Regions from separate parts of the Homo sapiens genome. Here region 2 is linked to region 1. The links are chromatin contacts, found by Hi-C or POLR2A ChIA-PET in ENCODE. All regions are on one chromosome and are shown on one strand. Each heading gives the region's core, a stretch centred on a gene start or an enhancer-like site at or near the end of the contact. The rest is flanking DNA. Distances are from core to core; before and after follow the strand shown. Region 1 overlaps IGF1R (insulin like growth factor 1 receptor). Region 2 holds the start of TARS3 (threonyl-tRNA synthetase 3).

What was found. A loop is a pair of places that touch in the nucleus more often than their neighbours do. ChIA-PET counts read pairs that join two places held with the same protein, here RNA polymerase II (POLR2A). Pooled maps may share reads with other maps.
Region 2: a loop to region 1 is called in a map with no recorded cell type, with 14 times the contacts of the local background. The contact joins the promoter of TARS3 here to the enhancer-like site in region 1. A Hi-C loop is called at or near these places in 1 of 37 single-sample maps with no recorded cell type and 6 of 50 pooled maps. POLR2A ChIA-PET finds 5 or more read pairs at or near these places in 1 of 52 experiments (activated CD4-positive, alpha-beta T cell).

The regions. Positions count from the first base shown.
Region 1 is chr15:98,864,802-98,867,501 of GRCh38, reverse strand. All of the region lies in intron 2 of IGF1R (insulin like growth factor 1 receptor), which reads right to left. Among named protein-coding and RNA genes, the nearest start is that of MIR4714, 82 kb to the right of the region's middle. Within about 2 kb of position 1,366, at least 34 of the 41 ENCODE cell types and tissues checked have a DNase peak (open chromatin) inside an H3K27ac peak, as active enhancers do.
Region 2 is chr15:101,723,174-101,725,873 of GRCh38, reverse strand. TARS3 (threonyl-tRNA synthetase 3) reads left to right here and starts at 1,401. Exons shown (of 19, transcript NM_152334.3): 1 at 1,401-1,783. The coding sequence starts at 1,487. RefSeq lists a silencer at 1,116-2,005.

The sequences.
Region 1 (2,700 bases), core at 117-2,616:
AGGCAGGAGTGTGCAAGCAGTGACTTTAGACCTAGGCAAAGGAGCCGTGGGGACTCAAGACTGGCAAGTGGTAGGGGTGGGGCTTCTCGAATTTATGTATTTCAACAGAAAATTATAAATCACTACTCATATTAATATATAACTTAAAATTCTTAAAAATTAGCTCAGTGCTTTTTGCCTTTAAGAAATATTTTAATTAAACAAACCCAATTTGTTTTAAAACTTCACAGAACGAGGTTCAGAAAGTGGCTTTTGTTGCTGCGCAAAGTTGATGCCTACGGATCATCTATTCCTAAAGTTGTTTAGAATGGGTTATTTCTCTCTCTCTCTCTCTCTCTCTCTCTCTCCCCCTTTCTCTCCTGGCACAAGGAAGTTTTACACCATCTACAATCCCTCCGTTAGATTAAAAAAAAATAAACCTCCATTGTGAGAGGCGCCATTGGTGTCTGCCTCCTTGTCTTCCAGTCACAAATGGAGAGGCGGGCTGAAGAACAGCTTCACTGCTCAGGATGTCATGAATTTAAAAAAGTGTAGCAATGGTGCTTGGCCAGACAGAGTGGAAAACAAAGCCTCAGTCATTTGTTTAAACAAATTCACAAAAACAAAAACACTTCCTCCACGTACCCGTACCCAGTGAATTCTAAAAAGGATCACACATTTAGTATGACTTTTAAAACTTTCACTTTCACACATTAAAAACAACATGATGGGAGCAAACAAGCGGACATCACCCCTCACTCGTGCTTATCTATTTCTGGTTTCATTAAGCTGCCGAAACGACCGCCAGCGCTTCCTCTCATCCCAACAGGAAAATTTCATGGCTCCTGAAGGTCTGAGTCAGACTGGAAAGCTCATGAATATTCTGAGTTTCTGGAGCTGATGCAAGGACGTCACTATAATTGATGACCAGGCAGAGCTATCTACTACACGTTTGAACCACTCCTCTGAAATAATTTATCAGAAGTTAGATTTTCGTTTCTAAAGCTATTAATAACAAGAGTCTGTTTCTGATTTTTAAGATGAAGTTCAATCTTTCAAGCCATTCTGCTTTTCAATAAATTCCCTCTATTTGCAGAGGCCCGCATTAATATACTCCTTGCTTTACTGCATTTTAATAAAGGTGATGAGAAAATAAACCGAAGAGAACCTGAAGCTTCCCACATGCAATGGGAAGAAAGCAGCGTGCTGCAGATTTAAATCAGGATCTGCATTTACTGGGTACACGGAAGTGAAGAGAGTACGTGCATCTGTGTGGTGGCGGCGGGGGACAGAGACAGAGGCGTCTTCCTGTGGACGGCAGGAGCGTCCTGGGCTGTTCCGCTGAGATTTGGGCTCTGAGTCATGGGGTGCTCGCGTGGAACAGTAAGACCGAGTTCAACTGAGAACGCCCGCACGTATCCTATGTTAATTTTTCTTTTGCAAACACATTTGCATCTTTTACTTTCATTTTAAACTGCGCCCCGTGCATATGTGCACTACCAACCCATCCGGGTGACGGGCAAGTTGTATCTACTCTGGGAGCCTCCTCCTGCCTGCGAGGCAAGTGGCGACCCCAGAGCGGGAGGTGGGAGCCCCCTTTTCTTACGGTTCTCGGACCGCAGATTTTCCATCAACACTCAATTAGGTTTAAAGATACACTAGGGTGTGTACTGAGATAGTTCAAAATGATTTCCTTCCAACATAAAATGGATCGTGAACCACGGGAATCCTGAGCCCTCCACTTCCCAGCGAGGCAGCATGACTGGTGCTGTGAGACGGATCCACCAGTGATCGAAACCGCGTTCTGCTAGGGAAATTGAGGTTTGGACCACGTGGTCAAGGACAAATGAAAAACCTTTTACGCATTTCCAAATATCAAAATTAAAGAATTAAAAGAGAAAAAAACCCCAAGGAGTTCATATCTTCCCAAACCACAAAGCCACGCCCGGGCCCCACTCCCTTTTCTATCCACTTTAGCACATGCCGAAGCCCAGCGTGGCCTGGGACCACGTGAGGGACGGTGGGCGTGGCCGGGGCGCAGTCACGTGGCCGCTATGCACGCCGAGCCCCACCTCCAGCCAGCCCCTCCTTGGCGGCTGCAGGAGCCCAGCCAGCGATCCAGGCGGCGTTTCCAAACCCAGATCCACGCCTGTACCTGCAATGACTTACAGGATATTTTAGGAATTAGTCCAACATATCCTTTGGGATATCCTTTGGGGTCTGTAAGTAATACTCAAATAGATTTTACCTATCTCGCTGTATTCTGCAGCCAACTTTAAAACATTCATCTGGAAACTGCAAACACAAAATAACCCTTAGTGCATGATATTGTGAATTCTGTGCCCGTCTCCCCTTCAAAAGCTATATAGTATATACTTAGTACACAAACTAACTCAGAATCATGTATCCTACTGTAAGGAGTCCTCTTTGGTCCAGCAAGCATGTGTGATCTGATACCTAGCCTACTGAGATGCCTACGATTCTTTTCTTCACATCTCCCAAATATAACAGCTACATTTCAGACTCCTAAAATTTAATTTGGAATGAGTTACAAATATCAGTGAGGAAAAACGAGGGCCACAGGAAGCTTAGTATAGCTTGCACGCTCTTGTGTGAGGGCCATAATAAAATTACAAACTGGGATGGATTGCATGATATTTAAAAAATTTAGCCATTCGGTTTCATCAAACAGAAGCATGAGATTTGATAAAATGTTACACT
Region 2 (2,700 bases), core at 152-2,651, 2.9 Mb before region 1:
CCGAGGAAATTCTGGGGTGGCTTAAGTGGGTCCATGACATTCAGTGATGTGTTGGTCATGACAGAATGGCAGAAGCAGAAACTCCATGGCAGTGGATTGAGAAATGATGAATAATGAGGAGTCAGTGGGTCCTATGTAACTGTATCCAGAGGCTTCCTGAGGAAGGACTAAAAAAGATACAGTGATATTGGTTAGCAACATACTTCATGGAATCTCCTCCTGGGTGCTGTTTGGGATTCCACTTAGCTTAATCCAATGAGCTTGTCCCCCTCCGCTCCTTCTCCTGCACTGATTCTGCTCCTGGAGTGGAATTTACCTGCTTTTCCTCCTTGCTAACATCTCCCAACCTTTATTTTCCAGAGCAAAATAAACCTTTTCCCCTTTCTCAAAATTTTCTCCCTTTCTCAAACCACACCAGTCCAAGCTAAGCTCTTCCACTTCAGGACTCTTATAAGGGCATTATTACCTGTATCACATTATATGACATGCTCAATTAAATTCTGCCAAAGTTGAAAAGTACTAGTGTTAAGTGTGTAGAAACTGGCATCAGACTATCTGAGTTTGATTCCCCCTTTGTCATGTAGTGGCTGTGTGACCTTAGTCAAGTAACACAGTCTCACTGTGCTTCAATTTCTCCAGCTATAAGCGGATATAACAGTATCTCCTGTTATGAAGATTAAAGGAGTTACTACTGTTACAGAGTTTAGAACAGTGTTTGTCACATCCTAAGCCCTAAGAATAGTGATAAAAATCAATTTCTGTTCCTGCTCCAGGAAGTTTCACGCTCATGGTTAAGAGGGATACAAAGATATATGTGGCATTTGCCCTAGACTCAAGGAGCCAGTAATTTCGTGCTGGTCGGATTTAGATTTCACAGCGATTTTCTATATGCCCTGGCCCAGAGGCCTCAGTACTTGGGCAAGTTTGGCACGAAAGGCCAGAAAGTCCATTTATAATGAATGGCCACTTTTTAGAACCTGTTTGCAAGGCAAAAGAATGGTGACTGCCAGAATTCAAGAGGAAGAAAGGGTGAAGCCTTTTTGGAGAACGCAGACGATGGCCTTTTTGCAAGGTTTTGGAAGATTTTCGTTTCAACGGACTAAAAACTACTGCCAATAGCCTCTAGACAGGCCTCGAAAGGCAGGGGAGGCCCTTCAGACCCCATTTCCCCACTGCCCGTGACCCTAAGGTGGGCCTGGCCTCAGGCCCCGCCCCGCCCCGCCCCTGCAGGGTATCTGGCCTCAGGCCCCGCCCCGCCCCGCCCCGCCCCTGCAGGGTATCTGGCCTAGGCCCCGCCCCTCCCCGCCCAGCGCCCCGCCCCTGCAACGTGTAGGCCTCGGCTCCAACGAGGCCCCATGGCTCCGTCCCCGCCCCATCGCCCCGCCCCTCCCGGGAGCCCTGTCTTCTGCCGTGCGCTGAGTGTCCGCGTCGCCCTCGCCGCAGTCGCGGGCACCCCGCTCGGCGTCGGTGCCTGAGGGAGGCCGCGATGGCGGCCGAGGCCCTGGCGGCGGAGGCCGTGGCGTCGCGCCTGGAGCGGCAGGAGGAGGACATCCGCTGGCTGTGGTCGGAGGTCGAGCGCCTGAGGGACGAGCAGCTGAACGCGCCCTACAGCTGCCAGGCGGAGGGGCCGTGCCTCACGCGGGAGGTGGCGCAGCTCCGGGCCGAGAACTGCGACCTGCGCCACCGCCTGTGCAGCCTGCGGCTGTGCCTCGCCGAGGAGCGGAGCCGCCAGGCCACGCTGGAGAGCGCGGAGCTAGAGGCGGCGCAGGAGGCCGGCGCACAGGTAACCGGGCGGTGGGGACACTGGAGAGGACGCGGGCGGGGCGGGCCGAGACGGTGCGCACCGAAAGGTTTTCAACTGCGGGGGCAGGTGCGGGGGCGCCCCGGGGGAGTGCCCTCCCAGTGCCCTGCGGCTGGCCCGCCCTGCCCTGCTCGGTGGTCCCGTGTGGCCTGGGGAGCCGCCGGATTTCCAGCAGTCGCCAGACTTAACCAAATGCTGTTGATTTCTCAATTCGTCCATTAAAGAGCCTGCCACGCATCTTTTTCAGTAGCAGAAATAGTGTTTTCATTTGTTTGAAAAAATGCTGGAGTGTTTAAAACTCATTCTTTCCTTGGTCAGAAAGACTAACAGCTGCGTATGTAAACTCTCATTCCCTCTGGTTCTTTTTTGTTGTTGGGTTTTTTTTGGACGAGAAGTTTTCGCTTTTTGTGCTCTTGTTTTGGTGGTTCATCTTGAGAGGATAGCTGTATATTTAACATTTTTATTTAATACAGTATTTTATGATTTGTAGAAAGGATAAATTATCTTCTTTTAACATCATACTTTCTGAGTCCTGAAGCTTCTCAGGCTGAGATGTTCTGCAGTCCTTTAGGAAGGACAGCTGCGGTGAACTAGCAACATCTTCAGGAAATAGTGCATTTGATGTGGCGGGCAGCAACCACACATTTTCCAGCCACATTATTTGTTTAAAGTTCAGGACAAAAGGTTTTCAAGAGCACAATATATTAAATGTGCTTAGCAACAGTGTGACAGGAAGGACTGAACCCTGGAGAATGACTTGCCCACTGAGAGCTGTAGCTGGTGGTCAGGAGAGCCCAGCTATGAGCCTCTAAACACGGGGCACTTGCAGCCTGCTGGCATGACTCTCTTCTTAAAATGTGTTGCTTTTTCTTGCCATTGATGTGAGTCATTTATAATTT